Linked DNA regions of Mus musculus: region 2 is linked to region 1. Evidence: chromatin loops called from intact Hi-C (ENCODE). Cell type or tissue: heart. All regions are shown on one strand. Each heading gives the region's core, and the rest is flanking DNA. Links, peaks and the distances in the headings are about the cores only.

The links. A loop is a pair of places that touch in the nucleus more often than their neighbours do. Peaks named below come from ENCODE experiments on the same cell type or tissue, not always from the same donor. Only the 100,000 strongest peaks of a DNase experiment are listed, where the experiment ranks them.
Region 2: a loop joins it to region 1, with 2.6 times the contacts of the local background. A loop is called at or near these places in 3 of 42 quality-filtered maps.

Annotation. Positions count from the first base shown.
Region 1 is chr3:33,982,907-33,995,679 of GRCm38, forward strand. No RefSeq gene overlaps it. Among named protein-coding and RNA genes, the nearest start is that of Gm46833, 14 kb to the left of the region's middle. In heart, for the core only: no CTCF peak of the experiment used is centred there; a DNase peak (open chromatin) is centred at 6,565; H3K4me3 peaks cover 672 bases; H3K27ac peaks cover 3,289 bases.
Region 2 is chr3:34,037,047-34,049,819 of GRCm38, forward strand. It overlaps Fxr1 (fragile X mental retardation gene 1, autosomal homolog), which reads left to right. Exons shown (of 17, transcript NM_001113188.1): 2 at 2,481-2,533; 3 at 4,017-4,110; 4 at 8,986-9,057; 5 at 9,391-9,539; 6 at 9,920-10,013; 7 at 10,586-10,702; 8 at 12,107-12,277. Among named protein-coding and RNA genes, the nearest start is that of Fxr1, 23 kb to the left of the region's middle. In heart, for the core only: no CTCF peak of the experiment used is centred there; no DNase peak of the experiment used is centred there.

The DNA.
Region 1 (12,773 bases), core at 3,065-11,064:
CAGGAAAGAGCACACACAGGAATTCTGCCACAGAAGGAGGGCAGAACTGGACCTTGTTCAAATGTCCCAGTGTCACCTGGCAACACTTGACCCAGAAGGATCAAGTTGTTTCCATGTAACTTATCTACGTCCCCAGAGAGAGTTCAGGGAGCTTCACTGGGATCATAAAATAACCCGTTTCACCCAACAGGCTAAAATGTACTGCGCACAGCAAAATGCACGAGGAACAGGGACGAGTAGTAATGACCTCGATGAGAAGTAATAGAAAGTTAATCGAAAGTCACTAGAACTCACATAGAAAGGCATAAAGCATATGTTTCAGACATTATAACTCTTTCTATGTGTTCAATAAGATTAGTGAAAGCACAAATATGTGTAATAAATAGAGTAGGGGAGCCATAAATCACAGTGCATGGAGATTGCAGAAGACAGGATGGTGGGTGAAGGGACCAAAAAGGAGAAACTAAACCACAAAATACAGATTAGGGAGAAATAAATAGACAAAGGAGCTGGACATCTTTATCGTAGGAGAGCTTCCACTCCCTGGCAGAGGCACATTTTGAGCCTCCAAGAAGATGGGAGAAGAGAGAATAGAAAAATGCAGAAAGAAATGATGTGATTTTTTTTTTAAAAAGTTGATGAATGTGTTAAGATTATATGTTCAGTTATCTGACTGAATCACAACAGAAGCAAGATGGCGCAAAGCACATGATAGAAGGCACTGCTCAAAATCATTAAAAATAAATAAATAGCCGGGCGTGGTGGCACACGCCTTTAATCCCAGTACTTGGAAGGCAGAGGCAGGCGGATTTCTGAGTTTGAGGCCAGCCTGGTCTACAAAGTGAGTTCCAGGACAGCCAGGGCTATACAGAGAAACCCTGTCTCAAAAAACCAAAATAAAATAAAATAAAATAAAATAAAATAAAAAGTATAAATAAATAAATAAATAAATAAAACGCTTTAAAATCAGACAGAGGGGGGAAAAAACACAATATACAAAGGACCAGAGATCTGAAAAATCGCAGATGTTTTGACTGTCACCCATGCAGGCTGGAAGATGCTGGCATAATAACTGCAGTGTGCCCAAATGAAAAAAACGGCTGACGTAGAACTCTATACTCAAAATACATATGTCAGAAACGAAGGGGGATGGAACCTGGCTATTGTTTTTTATTTCTCCACAGATTCTGCGTATGTTGAAGCTAAATGACATCATCACCAGGACACAGAACTGCATGGCAAAAATGTCAAAGGAACTCTTTCCACCAGAAGGACGATACTGCGAGATAGAGATTTCCATCTCCACAAAGGAGATGAGAGCAGGAGATGCCATGTCTGAAGATTGTGCAGTTATCTGGTCTTACTATGTAAATCTCTTACTATGTCTCTGTCTCTGTCTCTCTGTCTCTGTCTCTGTCTCTCTGTGTGTGTGTGTGTGTGTGTGTGTGTGTACATGTGCACATGTGTATGTGGAAGCTAGAGGTCTCTACCTTATTTTTGAGACAAAGCTCTCATTGAGTCAGCAATTCACCTAGACTTCAGCTAGTCTGGCTGGCTAAAGATCTCCAGGGTTCCTTCTGTCTCTATTTCCCCAGCTCTGGGATTACAGGCACACACTGTCTTGATTGGATTTTTGTTTAAAATGATTTCTCCTACTTTGAGGTTACAACACAATTCTACTATTTCCTCCTTCCCTTTCGTTCCTCCAAGTCCTCCGATATACCTGTCTTTGCTCTCGTTCAAATTTATGTCCTCTGTTTTTTATTAGTTGTTGATATATATACATATATATTCATAATGCAACCTGCTCAGTCTGTATAATAATGTTACTTGAATGTATGTTTTTAGGACTGAGAGTTTAGTATCAGATAACAAACTGGTTTGCTTTTTCCCTAGGGAAGACTATTCCTCCTACCCTCAGCATTCCTTAGCTACATGTAGTTTTGTTTGTTTGTTTGTTTGTTTGTTTGTTTGTTTGTTTTTTGTCTAGGGTTGAGGCATTGTGGATCTTTGTTTGGTATGTATGATCATGTTTGGGTAATCATGTTGGTGACTTTATGAGTGTAGCTTTTGACATTACTAGGAGACACACTCTCACAGCAAACGCCCCCTGATCCTTCGGCACTTGCAATCTTTCTGCACCTATCTTCTGCAATATCCCCCGAGCTTCCGGTGCAGCAGTGTGTTGTAGCTGTATCCACTGAGACTGGGTGCCACAGTTCTGCACTTTAGTTGGTGGCAGTTTTCTGTAATGACCTTTATCTGTTGCAGGAGAAACTTCCTTGATGAGGGATAAAGACTACAATTATCTGTGGGTACAAAGGCAAATGTTTAGGATAGTGTTATGAATTATGAGTTTAGTAAAGTTGTGGTTGTAGGTTCTCCTCCGAGAGCCATGACTTCACTAGTTAGGTTTAGATTAGCTAGGTTTCCAGTACCAAGCACAGGTTCCCTCTTGCTGAGTATATCTTAAGTACAATTAGAAGGCTGTCGGTTACTGCCAAGGCATGCATGCCAGCACACACCGTCGGGGTTATTTTACCATGCTAGCTGTTTTCATGGCTCATAGGTATCATAGCTGGGTAGGACTATTGGTTGCTTCCCTCCTTTGGAAGCTTGCTTGATGCCTTCTGGTATTATGAGAGCTACCATAGAATCCAGCTATGACCACTTCTTGGTGTGTTCCTAAAGGACACATCTTGCTCCACACATACTTGCTCAGCTATGTTCATTGCCGCTCTGTATTAGAACTAACTAGAAAACGAAAATAACCTGAATGTCTTTCAACCGACAAATGGATAATGAAAATGTGATGTACAGTATAGAATATTATTCAGTTACAGAGAAAAATGCAGCCATGGACTACACAGGTAAATGGATGGAACTAGAATGGAGCATACTGAATGAGGTAATGCAGACTCAAGAAGACAAATCTCATATGTTTTCTCTCACTGGGAGGCTCCCAGCTCCAAATGTTCAAATGTGGGTACATATCCTAGAATACTGCAGAAGCCAGGAAAGTAAAGGGAGGCCATTGCTGGGATTGGGGATAGGGGAGTGTGGTGGCCTGAATAAAAATGTCCCCTATAAACTCACAGGGAGTGGCATCATTTGAAAGGATTAGGACATTTGACCTTGTTGGAGTAGGTGTGGCCTTGTTGAAGGAAGTGTGTCACTTGAGGTGGGCTTTGAGGTTTCAGAAGCTCAAGCCAGGCCCAGTGGCACTCTTTCTTGCTGTTGCCTGCCAATCTGGATGCAGAACTCTCAGCTACCTCTTCAGCCCCATATCTACCTGCATGAGGCTATGCTTCAAGCCTAGCGATGAACTAAACCCCCAAACTGTAAGCCAGCCCCAATTAAGTGTTCTCCTTTATTTGCCCCTGTCATGGTATTTCTTCACAGCAATAAAACCCTAAGAAGCAAAGCAACAGAGAGGGGAATAGTGAGGTACAAGTGATCTGAGAAATGGGAATAACAGAGGAGATCTAATTAGGGATGGGGGAAGGCCATAAACACAGAGGAAGCAAGGGGAGTAAAACAAGAGTGAGAACGTCTGAAAGTGTCATAAGAACACTGTTAACTATCTACCTAAAGAGGAGAAAAACTTATACCACACACAACTCTGTGTGTAAATGTATGTATACAGTTTAAATGAACTCTTAGCTGGGCTGACTGTGCGACTCTATCAGCAAAAACTCATCTAACAAACCCTAATGTTAGGCTTGGCAAAGCCCCTTCAGTCTTGGCTGTGCTTATTTTCAATCTGTGCTCTCCGGGATACAAACTCAGGGGCATCATTTACAAAACTGGCTGCAGAGGAGTGGCCACAGCAGCCCCACAGCTCAGCAGGACTCTTCTTAAGATCAACAAAAATGAGTCTACTTTTCTCCTATTAAGACTATACGAGGGGGGCTGGCGAGATGGTTCAGTAGGTAAGAGCATTGACTGCTCTTCCAAAGGTCCTGAGTTCAAATCCCAGCAAGCATGGTGGCTCATAACCACCCGTAATGAGATCTGACGCCCTCTTCTGGTGCATCTGAAGACAGCTACAATGTACTTATTTACAATAATAAATAAATCTTTGGGCTGGAGTGAGCAGAGGTCCTAAATTCAATACTCAACAACCACATGAAGGCTCACAACCATCTGTACAGCTACAGAGTACTCATATACATAAAATAAATAAATCTTTTTAAAAAAGACTATACAAGAGGTTCCAGCCAGGCAATTAGGTAAGGAAGTGGCGAGGAGTGCCCAATTTTAGCAGAAAGAAGCAAATCTATTTATTTGAAGACACTTTGATCCCATACAGAGAAAGTGGCTACAACTCTAGGTTAACAGGTTTAGCCAGAGTGGAAGATAGAGGGTAGAAAACTAGCCTTGCATGCATCTTTATTCACTCCAGGCTTTAACCCTAGTACTTGGGAGCAGAAGTAGGTAGACTTCTGGGAATTTGAGGACAGCTTGGTCTACAAAGCAAGTACCAAGCCAGTAAGGGAGGCATAGTTAGCCGCTGTCTCAGAGCAGGAGCTCTAAGTTCCATTCCCAGCACAGCGTGAGCTAGGTATGGTGCTGCGTGCCCATAATCCCAGCACCCAGGAGGTACAGATGGGAAGAGCAACGGTTCAATGTCATCCACTATTACAGAGTAAGCTTGAGGTCAGCTTGGGATATGTGGGACTCTGTCTCAAAAAAAAAACAACAAAAAAAAAAAAACCCAAAAACCAAAACAAAAACAAACAATCAAATGCAAGATATAAGATCATAATGGATTTTTCACAATGTACAGTGCAATTGTCTTAATAAGTTCATTTAACATAGGTGCTGGAGATATGGCTCCGTGATTAAGAGCGTTTGTTCTTGCAGAGGATCTAGGTTCTTAGCATCCACATGTTTGCTAACTATGATCTACAACTCCAATTCTGAAGGAATCTAACGCTTCTTCTGGCCTCCAGGGGCACTGCACAAACACGTGGTGCATGGATACATATGTGTGCAAAATACTTGTACACATAAAAATAAATAAAACTAATAAAACTCAAGAATATGTTAAGCAATAGTAATAAAGACTATAGTAATGGAACAAGGAGAGGCATACAGTTCAGTGGACTGGAAATGACAGAAATAGACTCTAACCATAGTTGGATGATTTCTTTACAGAGTGCCAAGACTATTCAATGGGTCAATAGACTATTAACAAATGGCCTTGGGATAACTATACAGCTACACATAAGAGGGTAAAGAATTTATGGGCTGGGGATACAACAGAGTTCTTGCCTAGCATGGACAAAGCTGTGAGTTCGATCCCCATCAGTGCATGTTCCAAGCATGGAAACCCAGCACCTGCTCTTAGAGGCAGCAAGTCAGAAGTTCATCCGCTGCCACAAAGTGAATTTGAGGCTTGTCTAGGATGCTTGAATCTCTGCCTCAAAATAAGATAATGATAGGCTAAAATCAAGAATGCAGAACCCTACCTCACATCCTACACAAAGCTTCACACAAAATATACCATAGCCATAATTCTAATTCTACATAACTCCTTGAATGAAACATGAGAGTGTTATTTTACCTTTGTTTTTTAATCATGGTACTTGCTTTGTACACTAGGCTGGCCACAAATTCCCAGAAATCTACCTGCTTCTGCTCTCAAGTGCTGGATTAAAGGTATGCACCACTGCCCATCCCGGGAGTAGATAAAGATGCAATCACAACTGCTCACCCTGGAGTACATAAGGATGCTTATTTTTGTTTCAGATTGGTTTTGTTAATAGTTTGTGGGGCCTGGAGAGGTGGCTCAGCAGTTGAGAGCACTGGCTGCTCTTTCAGAGAATGGGGGTTCGATTCCCAGCACCCACATGGCAGCTCACAGCTGTCTGTCACTCCAGTTCCAGGGGATCCAACACCCTCACACAGACATACATGCCGGCAAAACACCAATGCACATGAAATAAAAGTAAACAAAACTTTTAAAATAGCCGATGTGTTTAATGATTCGTTAATTAAGAAGTTTCTTAGGTCCAATACTAAAAGTACAAGCAACCAAAGAGAGTGGTCCACCCAGAAGACTCTCAGCAACAAGAAGGGATGGGATTCTCCGCCACAGGTCAACTTTCAAAGCACTGTCTCAAACACAAGAAGCCACAATGAAAAGCTACACTTCATGATACTGTTCATTTGAAATACCATACATAGGTAAATTCATAGTGACAGAAAAATGAATAATACTGAAGGGCTGGAAGGAGGTCAGCAAATGAATGTTGATGGGCACCGGGTGCCTTTCGGGGCTTTAAAAAGTTCTAAAATGTGCTGTGGTGTTGACCACACAATCATAAAAAAAAAATTTACTAAAATGCATGGAGCATGAACTGTAAAACGGAATGCTGTGTGACATAGGACTGTTTCTTGATAATCTGTCTTTTAGAAGCAGGAATGTTCCCTAAGCTAACGCCCCAGACCTAGGAGTCTACAGTGCAGAAATAGCAGCAGATAACACGGTGCTTGCAGTAAGTGTCTTTGGCAGTACTCAACACAGTGTCACAAGGGCACACTGAGCCCCAGCGCTCCAGTCGCTGAGTTCTGAGCTTCAGACTCAAGGAAACACTGCCATTGTTTCTATGGAGATCAGCGGCGCTGTGGCTGATGGGATCAGAATTCTGTGTCCACCACCAAGGTCAGGAATTCAGGGTCCTGGGACAGACGGTCTGTCATCTAGTCAATCAATGGCCTCTGTGAGTTGAACAGACGGAGAGGAATAGGGTGTGGTATATTGTCAGAGCTTTTGCCTAGCATGGTCCTGGCCCTAGGTTCCATCCGTAGCCCTACACAGAAAGAAAAGTGGGAGCAGAGAGGATAGGTCAGGATAGTGTTGGGGGAGGAGGAGGTTAAAACAAAGTTATTACACTGATTTCTTTTTTGTGTGTATGTATAGGTCTCTGTGTGTGTGCATACTAAGGCCTGTGTGTGGAGGTTAGATGACAATTTGTGGGAGTCGGTTCTTGCCTTCCCTGGGCTGGGACCTAGGAGCCAAGTCAGGTTGTCAGGCTTAGGAGACAATCTTTCTCTTGGAGACATATTTTCAGCCCAGGAAGGAGGATTTTTAAGAATTTTTAAGTTACTTAATATGCTTCAGTGCCTGACCATAGAGGTGAACAAAGGGAGAAGTCATGAAATACACAGCAGAAATGGAACCCGACGACCGACCCAGGACATTTTGTATTCCATGCCTCTGAGAAAATTGCATTCAACATAGAATATACTCTTCCTGGGATAAGCCAGGCTTATCCTTTTTATGCTTAGGTATCACAGTTGAACCATCTTTGTAAATCACAGTATAGTCTATAAAGTGCCCAATGTTATGCTAATACGTTAAAAATAAGATTTCTTGCTGGTATGATGGTGTTCTCTTTAATCCCAATACTTGGGAGGCAGAGGCAGGCAGAGGCAGGTAGAGGCAGGCAGAGGCAGGCAGAGGCAGGCAGATATGTGTGAGTCCAAGGCCAACCTAGTGTTCTAGTGAGTTCCTGGATAGCCATGGCTACAGGGAGACCCTGCCTCACCAGTACTCCTCCCCAAAAACAAACAAACAAACAACGGATTTATTGCTGGGCGTGGTAGCACTAAGCCTGAGGTCCAAGCACCCAGGCAAGTGAGACCAAAGGGTCAGCGTGCCCATCCCAGCCTGGAGCCGGCTGAACAGACCTTGAGTTCGTGCCACAACAGACCTTCACGACCTAGGTGGAGTCACCTGCCTTGGTTGCACATGCAAGTTCCCACAGGAACTTAGAAGAATACACTACCTGCTGACCTCGCTTTGCAACATAATCCAGCTGAAACCAAAGGGTAGGGCCTGGGGGGGGAGGGGCTCTCATAATATAAACACAGTGCTGAATAATAAACTTGAAGCCTTCGCGCCACTGACCCTCCCCCTGCCCCCAGCCCCGTCTCTTTGTCATTTCCAGCCCCCCTTGTTCGACCATGGCCGCTGGGCCACATGAGGCCTATCTAAATTCGAGTAAGCAAGGAAACTTAAAATATAAAATACCAATTTGAATAAAATGAGAGTTGCCTGCCTCCTGCTCTCTGGGATTAGTGTAAGAAAGGCGGACCACCTGGCTATCCTTCCTGGGGAGTTGCTTCTTCACGCATCTCCTCACATTCTCAGCTGCTTTGCTCACTCCTCCTCCCTAGAGCACCAGGGAAAGGCGGGGAGAGGGAGGCAGAAGGTTCTTGAGCAGCTGGTACTATTTTAAGACGGTTTTAGGCTCTGATTTAGCAGGTGCTGAAAGCTGGGCGCGTCCTCCTTAAAGATGGTCTCCAGCGCTCTGTGTAGAGCACCCTGGAAATCTCAGCAGCCCCAGCTCTCCGCACTCAGCCATCTTTTTCTTAATGCTCCTGGCACCTCTGTGGCTGCTGGAAACAGGAACCCATTTCTCAGAATCTGTATGGAGGCCTGCACCTTCCCAGGCAATCCCAAGAAGATGACGCTAATCATACACTTTCTTTTTGTTGTTGTTGGTTTGTTGTTGTTGTTGTTTTGTTTGTTTTTTTGGTTTTCGAGACAGGGTTTCTCTGTGTAGCCCTGGCTGTCCTGGAATTCACTCTGTAGAACAGGATGGCCTCGAACTCAGAAATCTGCCTGCCTCTGCCTCCCAAGTGCTGGGATTAAAGGCATGTGCCACCACTGCCCGGCAATTATACCCTTTCTTATTGCTTACATTAATTAACCATAATTTAAAGATAGCTATAAGACAAAGGCACTCTCCCTGGCTGCTCCCTTCTATTTTGTTTCTTCCTTCTGTCCTGCTTTTACTTATGAAAAGAGAGTTGCTAATTTTTTTAAGAGGTATCAGTGGTCCTGGTTTGATAGCTGAAACTCACTGGCTCATTGATTATTAATAAGAAGTGTAATGACAGGGCCGGAATATAACTGTGATGGAAGCATGCTTGCCTAGCAACAGGAGGCCCTGGATGCCCTCCACCTGCAATACCACAGAAACCTGTCATCAGAAGTTCAAGGCTGGCTACACAGCATGTTTGAGACCAGCCTAGGCTGCATAATACCCAGTCTCAAACCAAGCAAAGACAAATGATAATGAAGAATTACTTGTTGAGATATTGACAGCAGGAGTTGAAGAGATGGTGGATAAATTGACAAACACAATGGACGTTGGCTTTACATCCGTTCTTAGTTACCTTCCTGTTGCTCTGAAGAGACACCATGACCAAAAAGAAAGGATTTAATCACTTAATTAGGGCTTTCTTACAGTTTCAGAAGGGGAGGCCATGCAGGCATGGCACTTGATCAGTAGCTGAGAGCTTACATATGAACCATGAGCACAAGTGGTGGACAGATTGAGAGAGAGAGAGAACTCAGAACGACATGAGCTTCTAAAACATCAAAGCCCACCCCAGTAACACTTGTCCTCCCAGTTAGACCACCCTTCGCAATCCTTCCCAAACAGTTCTACCAACTGGGGCCCAAGGAGTCACATACATGAGCTATGGGGCCATTCTCATTCAAACCACTACATATAAAAGCCAGGTATAGCAGTACACATCAGGAGACTCACTGCTTTTGGGAAATGGAGACCATAAGATCCCCCACGGGAGCTCCAGGCCAGCCAGAGCCAAAAACTACCTCAAAAAATAAGGTGGAAACTCATAAAAGAAGAAACCTAAAAAACCTCTGCCTTCCACATGCATGTGAACATGTAGAACATACAGAGCACACTCGTGAGTGTCAAAAGCCTTAACCAAATCCAGCCAAAAGGCAAAAAAGTTCAGACCTTTCTCTTTGAACCTCGAGTTTTTTGTCTGGGGTTAGCAAATTTATTTTCACTCTCTTTTAGAAACTAAATAGAATGACTCTGTGTTTTGGGCAGTGAGTTTAAGTTATCTATCTGCTTTCAAAACTGGCAAGACATTTGTTAAAAATCTAGAACAAAGAGCAGTGATTTGAGGCTAATCTGTGTGTCAGACTAAACACAAAATGAGCCAAGATGAACTCCAAAATAATTGCTATTTTCCAATTTTTCAAAGTCATAAATGTGTGATTAATATACTCTCATATAGAATATTCTAAAAATTCCAAAGTACACACACACACACACACACACACACAGAGTTATACAACATTAGATTTTTACAGGAGCAATCTCTTGCGAACATAGTTTTCTATGACTTGTGCTCTAAGCTAATAATTTGTTCAGAGAAATTCCCAAGGCAATGAACAGAGCTCATTTGAACAACTACAAAATATTCAATAGTGAACTGCAAAAAAAAAAAAAAAAAAAAAAATGTATTCATTCAAATGAGCCCTTGCGCGCATTTGAATTTTCAGGCTTTATACAAAACAGTACAACAAATAATGGATGCTCCTAGAGTCACGCTTCGTCTGTTTAGCCAAAATGTCCTCAAACTCACAGTTCTCCTGCAGTAGCCCCTGTGCAACAACAACAACAACAACAACTGTGTATTGGTAAGGCAACAACATATGTTAGCTGGTACTGTATATCTGCTTGCTTTCAGGAGAGCTATGATTGCAGACACCACCTCTGAGCCTGCACAGCATTCTGTGCACAGATAGCACCCACAATCCTCAGAACGCAGCTCAGAGTAGCGGGCCTAGCTCCTGTGTCCCGGTTGCGAGCTGACTCTGGGAGCAGTTTCTCCATCCTACTCTACTTCACTCTTACCCCAGCTCTCTCCCTCCCGCACTTGTACGTTCCAGTGGTCCAGAATGTCAGGACACACCTCTCCAACCTTGGCTCCTCTGCACTCAGGTCTGGGATGCTGATTTCCAAGCCATACGATAAGACCCATAAGCGGCTTATTGGGTTCATAAGCGGCTCTTTTAAGCAACGACGCTCTAGCAAGCCAAGTCACAGTTGAGCTTCATTACAAGGGAAGACTTCCATTACATTTTTTATTGGCTGAAAGAAAACCCTACCACGCTTGGCTTCTTACAAGGTCTATAAATAGACAGTGTCATTCAGCAGAAAGGAAGCAGAAATATGATAAGTTTTACATAAGGTCCAGGGTCAGCCACTCTGAGCCTCCCTAGCACCACAGCAAACCTTAGCCACAACTCTCCACCTGGCAACTGTAGACGAAAGTTGTAAGAGAACCAAGGTCCAAAGGCGTCAGAGTATATTTTTAGACTTCTGTGGAGTCATGAGCTGTTCTTTTCAGGTGTGGATTTCACATATTAAAATTCAGTGATCAGGTTTCCAAATTTCATCAAAACCCTTTGGGAAATAATCACAGTGAAAAGCACCTGCAGGGTGAGAGGTGGGACCCCGCTGTAACCAGCAGTTTATGCTTGAGTTAATCCCAGGCTCCTGTTCCTTAGTGTTTGTACCTGTGTCCTGTGGTGGCCTAGGTCTTCCCAAGCTGCTAATTGTAAGGGCTTCTTTAGTCTGACCTGCTATCCTTGGAGGAATGCACACCCGTACTCACTGGCAGCAAACACAAATGCCAGGTAATGAGTCAGACGAGGGCAGCTGAAGCTAACAGTCTCTGTTTGTGCCTAAGGAAATTGGTTGAACAATGTTTCCTACAGGGTTGAGTTTCACCTCACCATGCTAAAGAAAGCAAGTTTTCAGAGATTCTGGAAATAATTTTCTTACAAGAGTATAAACGAGGCTCAAGTCTCTCAGTTAAATGTTTTGTTTTTAAATGGTTCAGACGGGAGATGGCTTGGTAGGTGCAAGGTTGGCAACCTTAATTTTATCCGTGTAATCTCACATAAAGGTGGATGGGGGAGTCAACCCCACCCCACCCCCAGTAATAATAAGTAAATAAGCACATTGTTGTGTTTAAAGACTGAGCTATGCTCTCAGCAAAGGGTTGTTATTAGTAATGTTGTATTGGCAGTGATCTCCAAATGGTGGGTTGTGACCCCTTTATACCATCAACTAAGTTTAGTTAGCAGATTGTAGAAGTTTGTTTTTTTTTTTTAATCAGAAAAAAATACAACAGAACAAACAAGAATTAAAAACTAGGAAAGCATTCATAAGCCAAGAGCTGTGTGTGTTGGGAAATTCCACTTACTGGTGTCTGTATGTGCTAGATCACCTTGAAAAATAGACTCTGACTCCAGGTTTAGACTTTCAAAGGCTTGAAAGCAATTGTGTTTACTTATTTGTTGCTTTGAAAATGCTCCCAGACCATTCCATAGGACAAGAACATTTCATGGCAATCAGAAGTTAAACTGAAAGGACTCTGTTTATTGCTGATGTAAAAGATCTCCCAAATGAAACAAACATTATTGAAAGCTTTAAGGTACAAAGTACACTAAATACCCAAGGTTTGTCGACTATCTTGATCTCTACAATGAAAGAAAAAAGGTAGTGTCTGGAAATGAAATATTTAACTTATTCTCCTGTTTATTTATCCTATTTCTAGAAACCCATTACATCTGCTGAATGCCAGTAAATTGAATTAAAAACTTGGTCCATATCATAGACCAGACCACATGTTTCCTTTGCACTTAAGATAGATATGTAACTAATACACAGTCCTTGTGATTTATAAGAGATTCACTTTACTAGAGGACAGAGTCGCCAATCCTCACAGGCATTTTAGCCTCACGGCGGTCTAATGTCTTCCATTTCTCAAACAGTCTCTGCTGGGCTCGTCTTTACATTTTTCATCCTGTTTATTTTATAGCTTTTCAGGCACATGTCACATGTGCAGGTTCTTAGGCAAGCCCAGCTGGTAAGTTTCTAGATTGGGCAGTAGGTATATCCTAGCAGGTGCTAGCATGGGCCCAA
Region 2 (12,773 bases), core at 2,330-10,329, 53 kb after region 1:
GCCTAAGCTATCTCAGACAGTAGAAACTTAGGCATTAATCTCACTATTAAAAATTAATTGTGCTTTAATCCCAGCACTTGGGAGGCAGAGGCAGGCGGATTTCTGAGTTGGAGGCCAGCCTGGTCTACAGAGTGAGTTCCAGGACAGCCAGGGCTACACAGAGAAACCCTATCTCGAAAAAAAACCAAAAAAAAAAAAAAAAAAAAAAAGGAAAAAAATTAATTGTGTAAGAATAAAACAGGAGATAGTGGTGGAGCACTATCCCAACAGTATTTGCTTAGATTGTTTGAATTGTTTTAGTTACCAAAATGAGGATGATTATAAGTTTGGTATTTATGATATTTAAAATCTTCTGGAAGAGGTCAAGCTATTAATTTAATTCATTCTATATCCTTAATGATTTTTTTGTAACTGGACCAAAGACATGTTATTTTGGGAGAGAGGCTCTGTATTTGTGTTGAGAGTAAAGGAGAAAAGGCTCTGGACCCCTTCCAGAATGATATGGATCAGATATGGCAGGGGACGACCCCCTGAGGATCCTGACTACTGAAAAGAAAGACAGCAGCAGGACAAGTAACTTGATCTGCTGGTTCCCCAACATGGGGGAAAAATGTCTCTAGCCAAAACTGCAGCTAAATTTAGATAATACATCTTGTTATGGAATCCTTAAGATTCTTCTAGCCCTCCTTCATAGGGCATGGCTGACTGTTCAATTATAAGGAACTCTTTCAAAGTGGTCGGTCTAAGCTTGCTATTTGGTTTTCCTCCTGCTGGTTCATGTTTGTCTTTAGCTTGTTAATAGATAGTAAGACATTGAAATATTGCTCTTTTAAACTGCTCTGTTATTTAACAACAGTTATACTTCTTGTCTTTGTCTTTTTCAAGTTTATCTTGACATACACTTGAGTACAGATTTTAAGGGAGCATGAATAGAAGGATTTCTTTGTTTTGCTTTACCCAAGTACCAAGTGCAGTGTGTGTCTGGCTAGTCTTGAGTGCATGTTTTGGAGTTGTATAAGTGTTGAAAAATATTTACTAATTGGCTGGTGGGTTAAATTATGTACAGAAGCACTGGACTAGAGAGGAATTTGCAGCTCTGTTTCACTTAAAAACAAATCTTATGTGGTATGTTATTCCCCTCCCCACCCCCAATCCATTATACTTTTTTCTTTGTTGACTGTCTGATGTTGGTTGATTGGATGGTTGGAGTCTATAATAACCCAGGCTGTTTTACTTAGCCATCTGATTATATACTGATTATAGCTCTAATTGTGGCTCTGTGTCAAATGAAGATACACAGTTACTCTAAAATTTACCTTTTAAGGCTAGAAAATGATCATTGATTTTATGTTTGTTGGTAATATATTTATGGTTTTGAGGAATTATATTAACTATAGTCCAATTTGAGAAAGTAACTGAATATGTGAGTGCAGACACTCATATTCTATAGCATGTGTGTAGAAGTAACAATACTTTTGGGAGTCCTCTCTTCCACTGTGGGTTCCCAGGATCAGACTCAGGTTGACATACTTGCATGGCCGGTACTTTTACCTGCTGAACTGTCTTTCTGGCTCTGAAAATTTTAACTCTGAGGGAAAAAATATGACTAGTTTTCAAATGTCATGCTTTTCCAGAGTTGGGCTGTAATGTAATAGTTATAGTGCTAGGTACTTTGTTGAATATTACTTAAATTTTAATTTCTGATACATGAGAACTAATTAACTCTATTAGATTACAATGTGAGTTACAGAGTTAGGATGTTACCTGGCAACAAGAGTTTGGGTCATTAGCTCTTACTGAATTACTGAACTCTCAAACAACTTATTTCGCCCAACTAATGCCAGTGCTCCAAGGATGAGTATGGGTTGTGTTTGTTGTGTAAGTTTTTGTTATAACCAGAGTTCAAGGGGGCTAAAGAACAGCTTTTTACAAATGGTGGAAATGAAAATCAAATTCACATCTGAACAGTCTCTGTAAACTCTGTGGTGGGTGGGGAATGTGGGTTTGTTTGTGGGTAAGGTGGAAAGTGTCTGTCTTTGTCTGTCCTCTCTCTATCCCCTCTTTCAGTCTCTCCCACACCCTAGGCTGGCTTTCAGCTTGTAGCCAAGATGACCTTGAGTTTGTGATCCTCCTGGAGTTGTCCTACTATTTTATAGTGTGCTGTGGATGGAGTGTTTGAAAATGGGAGGCAAGTATTCTACCAACTTAGCTATAGTTCTAGCCCTGGGTATTTTATTTTTCTCCTTCTAAAGACAGGGTCTTGTGTAGCCTGATCTTGTTTGGTATTCACTGTATGACTAGTCTGGTTTAGAACTTAGCTCAGTCCTCCTGCTGTAGCTTCCATGGTGCTGAGACAGACTGGTGCCCCCTGGTCTTCCTTTACCAGTGTCCTTTTGTCATTCTATAGTTTTTATCACTATTACAGGTTTTTAGAGCTACATAATAACATTAATGCTGATACAACTTTTTGTTTTATGCAGGGATTTATCAAAGATGTCCACGAAGACTCCCTCACAGTTGTTTTTGAAAATAAGTAAGTTATTGGTAGATGTTAACTTTTAAGAGCTGATTGTTCTTACTGATGCCAATAGGAAAATGATTCTGCTTTTTAGTGCTTGATTCTTATGATTTCCAAGTCCAGTTTTGATAATCTTTCACTTGCTTTTTTATCTACAATATACCTGACATTTTTATTTTGTCAAGATATGTATGGATATGATTCAGTAAGCAGCTTTTTGTTTGTTTTTGCAGAAGTAGATGCACAAGTAGCATAATGCTTAAGACTGAAGTTGAAACGGTGGTACAAATAGTTACAGTAGTGAGTTTGAGGCTATCTTTAATTGTTTGATGTTAAGAATTGATAGTAATTCTCTTCATATTGTAGAGGCTAGGCAGTTAGTTATAAGTGAGGAAGACAAATATACTAGGCTGGGTTGGGAAGGGTTGTATAGAAGGACCTGTTAACTTGAAGGTCAAAGAATTGTTGAATTTGTGAATGGCTCTCAACTTTTCGAAGAGATATGTGCTTGACAGCTGCCTTATGGAGAGACAGATGTTAAGCTAACTTCTGTCTTTGTGAGCTCCATGTAGACAATAATGGTAGAAAAGAAAGGGCATCGAAATCCTAGACTTAAGCTGTCTCCTTGCTCGGCATTCAACTTAGCACCATTTTATGTGGAGGATATCTCCCAGGTGTTAGATGGCCTATGGAAACTTGAAAATGACATCTGACTATAAAACGTTGTCAGGTAACAGTAGCTAAGTTAGTTTGTGTTGCTGTAAAGATGACTATGCCCTTACTAGATACTAATTACAAGTTTTATTGCTTTTTTGAGGATGTATATGCTAAGATTTTACCTTGGCCCTGTGAGCACGCGAAGCACAAAGTTCCCATCTGGACATAAACTCTTGAGTTTGAACTGTATATTTTAAAGATGTCCTTTAAAAATCTATGTGTATGAATGCTTTTTCTGCATATATATCTGTACCACGTGCATGCCCATTCTCTTCAGGGGCCAGAAGAGAATATCATCTGGAATTGGTGCTACTGTGTGTGTGCTGAAAGGTAGTAGCAGGTGCTCTCTAGCCACTGGGTCATCTCCTCAGCTCCTGAACTGATCATTTCTTTTGTGAGCATGTACACTAAAGTTAGTTTTTATTATTTTGTAATTTATGAAGTTGGGATCTTTTTGATGTCATATTCTTGATCTCACCACTTTTGTTTGATAGCTGTGAATGGACCTTAGTCATTGTTGCTAAATTAGCCCATTTTGTTTGCAGGGTATGATGTATTTGCCCTTCTTAGGATCTATCAGAATTAGTTATAAAGCTTATCAAGAATCATACAAAAGTCTGTCAGCTTAATGAATTAAAGAATAAGGTGTTTGGTTTTTCTCTTTTTCTCTTGAGACATTCTGAATGATAAAATTAACTTAGAAAATATATAGCACTAGTCAGTGTTGCCCTATTAGGATCTGCTAAAATACAGGTATTAACTAATTCTTCTAATCCTTCAGTTGGCAACCAGAACGCCAGGTTCCGTTTAATGAAGTGCGATTACCACCACCACCTGATATAAAAAAAGAAATTAGTGAAGGAGATGAAGTAGAGGTATGTGTATTTAAGTTTTCGTTATTCTGCCTTATTTTTTGTCCTAAATAACTATCCTTGTGAGCACATCTCCGGCTCCTGGATATAACCATGCTCCTTTTCCTGTTATTTATTGGCAGTGACTATGATGTAGTGTTACTGGAGACTTAAGTCAGAAATAGATTCATGTGTCAATGCTGCTATTTTTAGCTTTGGTGGGCTTGATCAAGTTTTTCAAAAACAAAAGTTTTTTAAAACATTACGTGATATTGCATTTGGGTTTTTTTAAGAAACCTAGAACAGAACCGTATAGTGTTAGTCACTTTCTAAAGCTAGTTTTAGTGGCTTGTGCTTCAATATCTTTGGTTATGTATTATGTATATATGAACTGCTTTGTGGAATACTGTAGGAATATCTAGAAAAATTACAGAAAATCAAAAAATGACAAAACACAAAAATCCTACTACTAAGCACATGGTTCATCTTGCGTTTTGACCTCCTTTCCCCACTGCTGGTTGAACTCAGTGTGCTGTTGTTTGTGTAACTTGCTCCCTGTCTTCAGCATTAACTATTTTTGATGAATGGGCTTGCTGTTGCTGGGCATAGTGTTGCGTGTGTATAATCTCTCGAACTCCTTTGAGACTATATTGGGCCATGTATAAAATCCTGTACTTTCAACCCCCCTCCTCCACCTCCCCAAGTTGAAAATGTCATCACAGTACTATTTTATTTATTTAAACTTTTATTTTTTAGTTCTTTGAGGGTTTTGTATAAAATTTTTGATATTTGCTATCCCCCACCTATCTACCAGACTGTCTTTTTTCCCACCCATTAAAAAACAAAGCAAATCTTTAAGACTAATTTATGCTTTAGGACCAAATACTCTGAGATATGATCTTCCACAGAAGAGTGTTTAGTCTCTGAAAACCATTTCTCCTTCTCCTAGCAGCTAGCAGTTGTTAATAGATCTATAATTGGGGCGACTGCTTGGTCAACAGATAATTTGTGGATTTGGTCTAGCTCGGGCTTGCACAGGCTTTGTGCAGCTGTCACAGCTGCAGTGAGTTCATGAGTACACAGCTGCTTTGCTGTGACCAGAGATACTGTTTCTTTGTAGTTATTTACTGTCTCTGGCTCTTACATTCTTTCTGCCCCCTCTTCCACCATGATCTCTTGGAAAGAGCAGATTCTGTTCCGTTTCGGGCTGAGCAGTCTGCAGTCTTATATTTGCACTTTGGCTAGTTGTGGGTCTCTTCTGTCACTGTCTACTGTAAACAGAATCTTTGAGAAGATGCATTGATCTGAAGATGGTAGACTGGAAGGCTAGGGTATAAATTTTTAAATTTGCAAGAAAGTTGTAACACCCTTCTATGCTTATTTTATTTTTAAAAGAGTTTTTTTCCAGTCTCATTTTTGCCTGGTTTATAGAGCCGGGATAGTATACTAACTTTTCCTCATTGAAAAACCTAACAAGTAACTTAAAGATGTGTTTATTTTGGCCCAGAATTTGAGTGTACGGTTCATATTGGTAGGGAAGGCATAGTAGCAGCAACTTGAGGCTACTGTTCATGTTCTGTGCAGTCAGAGAAGAGAATGCTGGTGCTGTGCTCACTTGCACCTATGTACTCAGTCCATGATCCCAGGCTATGAGATGGCACTTCTTAGGGTCATTGTCCCCAGCTCTGTTATAGACACAGCTAGAGGATTGTTCCCTAGGTGACTCTAGATCCTGTCAAGTTGACAGTATTAACCATCACAGATAGTAAAACAGCAGGTGGTTTTACTATTTTATTTTGCTTTTACACAAAGCTATGTTACAATTTTGAGTCAGTACTATGAGCCTTAAGTAATAAATGCAATCACTCCTCTTTTTTTGTTAACTTCTATCAAAATAAGCCCATTAAGTTTGTTAAGAGATCCATAACTGTAATTTACATGTAGGTGGTAGTTTGAATAAAAATGTTCCTCATAGGCCTATAATATTTGAATGCTTATTCTGAAGTTGATAGAACTGTTTGAGGTGGATTAGGAGGTATGAACTTGTTGAAGGAGGTGGTGGTAGATAGGCTTTGGGTTCCAAAAGCCCATGCCATTCCCACTTAGTTTTTTTCTCTGCTTTGTGCTTGTTGTTTCAACATGAAAGTTCTCAGAGTTACTCCATTGCAATGCTCCCTGTCTTGATGGTCATGGTCTCAAAACCCTCTGGAACCTTGAGGACCCCCCCCCCCCCCAACCGCAATAAATGCTTTGTTTTATAACTTGGCTTGGTCACGGTGTTTTGTCATGACAATATGAAAATAACTAATACAGTATACCAGTATACTATAGTAGAGTTCTTGAGAGATGTGGTAAGACCTCAGAAAATAGTGCCAAGTGACTTCTGGGTAGACAGGAACTGCCAGCAGAGGTAATTAAGAGATTCTCAATTATGGCAGTGATGCTGGAAGTTTCCATGTTAGTTTTGTCTTTTATACTTCATCAAACATGACTTTCTCAGAGAGGAAAATGTCTCAAGGTCAAAGTGTTCTCAATTAGAAGTGTTTGGAGGACAGATTTAAGAGTTTTTTTCTGTAGACCAGACTGGCCTCGAACTCAGAAATCCGCCTCGGCCTCCCGAGTGCTGGGATTAAAGGCGTGCACCATCACGCCCGGCTCAAGAGTTGTTTTGTTTTTCAGAACTAAGTTTTTCTGTGTGTAATAGACTTGGCTGTCCTGTACTCACTTTGCAGATTAGGCTGGTCTCAAATTCATAGAAATCAGCCTGCCTCTGCCTTCTAAGTAAGTGCTGGGACTAAAGGTGTGACATCATGCCTGGCTGGTGTTTTGTTTTGTTTTGATTTGATTTGTTTTAAATAATTTTTGTTCTTTTTATTTTGCTGTTAAAATACTATTGTAAACCTCTGGTTTAAGGGGTGGGGGAGCACTCTAAATCAGCAACAAACCCCACAACTTATTGGTCTTGAAGGGCTAAAGATGTTTTATTTAACACTGTTTTCCCTAATCTCTGCCTAGGAATGCTTATCCTGACTTTAAAACCATCTGTGACGTAGTTTTCCTAGTTGTGACAAAAACATGTCAGAGATTTGGAAATCATTGTTCCTAGATTGTTTTACTTCATTTTCCATTTCATGATTCAGTCCTAGTAAAAATTTGCTCTTTACGGTTTTGTGAAATATCACAAATTAAGTTGTAATCATACTTTGTTAACTTGAAATTTTAAGGAAAAAGTTTAAGTTAAATATGTTTTAAGTATTTAATAGTAAAATATTATAATAATTATATACAAATATAATTGGCTAGAGTTGAGTGTGTTTTAGATTTTCCTTTGCATATATAAATAATTTTAGGATGTAAGAACTTTGACTATATTAAATATTTGTGATTTTTGTATGTACTAATTGTAACTACTGATGAGGGCATCAAAGAGATTGTTATGTTTGCTCACACATGTTTTATTTTTAATCAAACATACAATTCCGTGGTATGGATGTATCCAAAACTGAGATCAGAATTGCTACTTTTACAACAAAAAGCAGTAATGTGCTTATGCCAAATCTTTTTAAGAGGGTCACTTGTTAGGGAGAATGACTTAGAAGAGCAGTGGTTGCACAGTGAAGACTTCAGCTTGGGTCCCAGCACTCAGGTAACAGTGCTAGCATGTACCTTAATCCCAGCTTCTCACTGGTTGGTAGGAAGAGGAGACAGGTACTCACGTGTCACCAATCTCCCTCAAAGAAATAGGAGTTCTAGGTTCAGAGAGTAATAGAGAAGAACACTTGGCATACATACCACAGAAACACAGAATTAGAAAAGCTGTGTGTGTGTGCTGTTTGTGAAAGTTATTTATGAAAACAAAAGAACATACATCTACTCCTGAATGATATGCTCAGTCCTGTATTTGATAGTTTTATGAAATGCATTTTTTAATGGATGTTCTTTTAAATCTTGACTTTTTGCATGTTAGTAGAGGGTAGCTGACATTCTTTGAATATCCTTCTAGGATAGATAGGAAGGCTTGTTGATTTACTGGTTAATTGTAAGGGATCATGGACAGCCAAATGGAAGGTTTAGGGATAAGAACCCAGCAATCAGAACTTCAGTACATAAGTTGTACCCACAAGAGGCTGAGTAATTAATAGACAGGTGACTGATTGTGCCTGCCAAGCTAATTAGTCAAGCCAGAACCTTCAGGATAAGGATTTCACAGATTCAAATACAGAAACAGAACAACTATCTGAATTGTGGTGTTTTCTGTTTTAGTCCAAATAGTTGAAATTATAAAAATGGCCTGCAGAAGTACAGGCAGGAGGATCAGGAATTCAGGTCAACACTGTTACTGATATAAACAGTTTAGTGCAGCCTGAGTTATTAGGGGACTCTATCTGAAAACAAAGCAAACAACAACGAAATAATAAAATGGGAAAATCACTGTTTTTGTAAGATGTGTTTACTATATTAGATGAACTGAGTGTGTCTTATGTTTTACTTTACAGATAAACACGTGTAATACATTGTACTTCATGTTTTTGACAGTTGGTGGTCGTGAGCCTCCTTATTTTAAAAATTGTAATATTTTGAAATTTAAAATTTTAATTAAATATTTTTAATTCTTCAAAACAACCTAATTTTGATGAGCAGTGTTGGCACATGTTATACATATTTTAATACAGTTGCCTTGTAAGAAGCATTTCTTTAAATTTATTTAAAACTATTTAAATAGTTATTTGTTAAGATAGATTTCCAAAAACTGTTACTCAAGCTTTCAGCCTTAAAGTGCATTTCTCTTTTGCTCATTTCAGTAATAACATTTGGTTGAGTTCAATTAGATTTTCCATTTACATTTTTAATGTCAAAATCTTAGGGATGGATAGATAATGGAATGTTTTTGCTCCTCAGGTATATTCAAGAGCAAATGACCAAGAGCCATGTGGATGGTGGCTGGCTAAAGTTCGGATGATGAAAGGCGAGGTAAGTGACTGTTTTCCAAGGAGGCACCTTAACTCTGAGCTGCTGTGTCCGTCACCTCCGATAGATAGAGTTAATCCGTTGTTAACACATTCCTGTATTGTTAATTTCAATTTTGTTTATTGCCAAACACCAAGGATTCTTTTTAGCCGTATTCCTCAAGGCTACAACTATAAAGGTTCATGCTTGTAAACATTTGTAGTTTGGCTTATTATGTAAATGATGTTGGTAATGTAAAGGTATGCTTAGCGCTTGTACTTAGAGGGGATTCTAGAACACCGTCTAAAGCTTAGTACTTCTGTTCACATGAGCTTTTAAAAGAATTTTGTCTTTTAGTTTTATGTCATTGAATATGCTGCTTGTGATGCCACTTACAATGAAATAGTCACATTTGAACGACTTCGGCCTGTCAATCAAAATAAAACTGTCAAAAAAAATACCTTCTTTAAGTGCACAGTGGATGTTCCTGAGGACCTGAGAGAAGCGTGAGTAGTCACATTGCATTGTTTATAAGCTGAGATCTTTTAGTCTACAAAACAATGTCATTCTTCAGTCAACCAATGAAAACCTTACAGAAGTAAATAAAGGGCGGGGAGATGGCTTGGCAGATGAGCGCGCTCGCTCATCTTTGATTTCCACCACTAAAATTGGGTGACCCGGACCCCAGGGCTTCTGATGCCTCTGGTTGGCACTTGGACTCAAGTGTGTATAACGGCCACAAAAGACACATAATTAGGAATACTAAAGTAAGCATTAGAAAAAAACTTTTAAATTCTAATGGGTGCTATCAAACTGAGGTTGCATAATGCTCTTCCTAAATTTAATCCACTACTGAAATCTTGCATCCAAATTCATTTCTCTCTAGGTGTGCTAATGAAAATGCCCATAAAGATTTTAAGAAAGCAGTAGGAGCATGCAGAATCTTTTATCATCCTGAAACTACCCAGCTAATGATACTGGTAAGATAAGATCATAATTTAATTAATGACCATCCATATTATTAGGTGTTTCTTAAGCTATAATGTGTATAGTGAATTTACTTTTAATAATGGGTTTTTGTTTGTTTTTAAGCTATGTTAATTTTCTCTCCTTTAGTAAGTTAGAAACAAATATTTCGATTTGTTTTTTGTTTTGGCTGACTTTTTGATAAAACTACTCCCAGCTGTCTATGACCAACAAGTAGCAGTCCTGTCGTGTCGGTCTGCCGTGTGTTGAGATTAAAGGTGGGCTATTATGCCTGGCTCATAAATTACTCATCGGTCTCCATGACATCTTGAGATCCTTAATGTGTAAAATCCTTGATTTTTTTTTTTTTTCTTTTTTCCCCTGCTAACACGCATTCTGAGCAGCAGATTAAGATTAAGATGTAAGTTCAGCAGATTAGAAAGTAAGATTACGTTTGAGAGAGAATTTAGTATGAAAATAAATAAGCCGCAGGTAGGAATCAAGGATGGCTTCATTTAAATGATTTTCATTTTGGAATTATTTTGAAAAAATTAAGTTTTTGAGCGATTAACATGTTCGTTTGTAGTCGGCCAGTGAAGCAACTGTGAAGAGAGTAAATATCTTAAGTGATATGCATTTGAGAAGTATTCGGACGAAGTTGATGCTTATGTCCAGAAATGAAGAGGCCACTAAGCATTTAGAAGTAAGTTGGTTTGCTTTTTATGTCTCATGCTTTCCTGTGTCTCAAACTACATACATGACTTGTAACAACAGAAAGCCACCTAAGACCTATGTTTTTATGGCTAATACCAAGAGTCCTTAAGAAAATTAATTTTCTGTTTTACTTATGTCAGACCTAACATTTCATTGTGCTAAGTGTTGCTTAGCTTTCTTTTCGGGGCTTAGACGATTAGTAACTGGGCATACCTAGAAAAACTACTTATTTTTCTTTATTCTGCCTTTAATCTGATTTTTACTACCCTGTCACCTGTCGGATGTGACCTTAGTTTATGGTAGCAGTTGTTCTATAAGGGGAAAGAGCATACTTTACAGAGGCTGGCACTGCTGCCGTGGCAGTGCTCTGTACCTGCACCTACTTGTCCACTGCCACTGTGATGATACTCTGCCCAGCCGAGTGAGCGCGTGCACACACACACACTTGACCCTGGAGAAATTGAGAGGTTTTATAACTCAGATTTGTGACTGCCCTTACTTAGATGTTCTAAACAGTCTAAACTGCGTTTTGAAACAGCCATCTGAGCTGGTATCTAATTCATGAAAATAATTTTTAGAATTAGTTTCCTGTGACTAGAATTAAATAGACTGAAAATGTTTTTCTTCAATTTTATGATGAATTTCCTTTATTCTGTAAGAGATTCTTTGCTGACCTTGTTAAACTTAGGTTTTTTTGTCTTGACTTTAAACATAGGTTTTTTTTCTTTTGTCTTGACATTAAACATAAATGCAATATACTCAGAATCTACTATCTTTGACTAGCTCAATCCGTTCACATATTTAGCATTCTTGGTCAATCTCCAGAACTTGTCATATTAAAAACTGAAACTCTTGAACAGCAGCTTCCTATTTCCTCCTCCCTTCACACCCCACAGCTACTTTTAAACTATTGCTTGCTTGTTTGTTTGAGACTGGCATGTAATGCATGATTACCCTGTCACCGTGCCCAATAACAATTTTCATACTTTAAAAAAGACTTTTTTCTCAAGCACTGAGGTACGTCCCAGTACTTTGTTTATGCTAGGGAAGCTATCAGCATACTGTTTTGTTTTTTTAACTGATAACTGGTTCCGTCAGTGTAAGTGAGTTAGTATTTTCTGACTGATGTGTTCCTCTTAGGACAGTAATCTTAATGTTCTTGGCTTTCATACATGTCACCTATGCCACTTTCCTCTTTTGGTGTTAGCTTTGTGTGACTAGCCCACATGTTTATGCATTTATTAGTTGTTGACATGGATTTTCCCCTCTACTTCTTGATTATGTTGAATGATGGTGAACATCAGGGTTGGTGTTTTTTTTTGTTTGTTTGTTTGTTTTGTTTTATTTTTAAGTTTTACAAAAGAAAAATTCCTAATTTCTCTCATTTCCCTAGTGCACAAAACAACTTGCAGCAGCTTTTCATGAAGAATTTGTTGTGAGAGAAGATTTAATGGGCCTGGCGATAGGAACGCATGGCAGTAACATACAGCAAGCTAGGAAGGTTCCTGGAGTTACTGCCATTGAGTTAGATGAAGACACCGGAACGTTTAGAATCTATGGAGAGGTAAGTTGTCTGCTTCTTGCCTTTGGTCACTTAATTTGGCATTTTAGCAGTCTGTTCCATCGTATTTTTTTCTGTCATTTTATTTTTCAGTTTTGAGATAAGGATTCACATAACACAATGTTTATTTCTGAAATCTTGAGAAGTAGCCAGTGAGGCCTCCGTCGTTAGGAGGACAGGCTTTGAACTAATACTGCCTGGAGTAGAGTCTTAGAAGTCGACTGAACTTTGTTTCCACTGTATAATGATGATGGTGTTTACCTTATAGTTCGTGAAGATTTATTTTTGAACTATGTTTAAAGAACAAGAAATGAAAGTAATTACCACAATATAAAATTGAAATAATCTTATCAGTAGGTCTTTTTAAAAAATGTGTCTCTGGACAAGCAAAGCAACTTTGTTTTATGTGCAGGATGTTGCTGTGTAGAACAAGCTAGCCTCACAGAGGAAAGGTGATCTCCTCCCCTGAGCTCAGTGCATGACTGCGCTGCTGTACTGT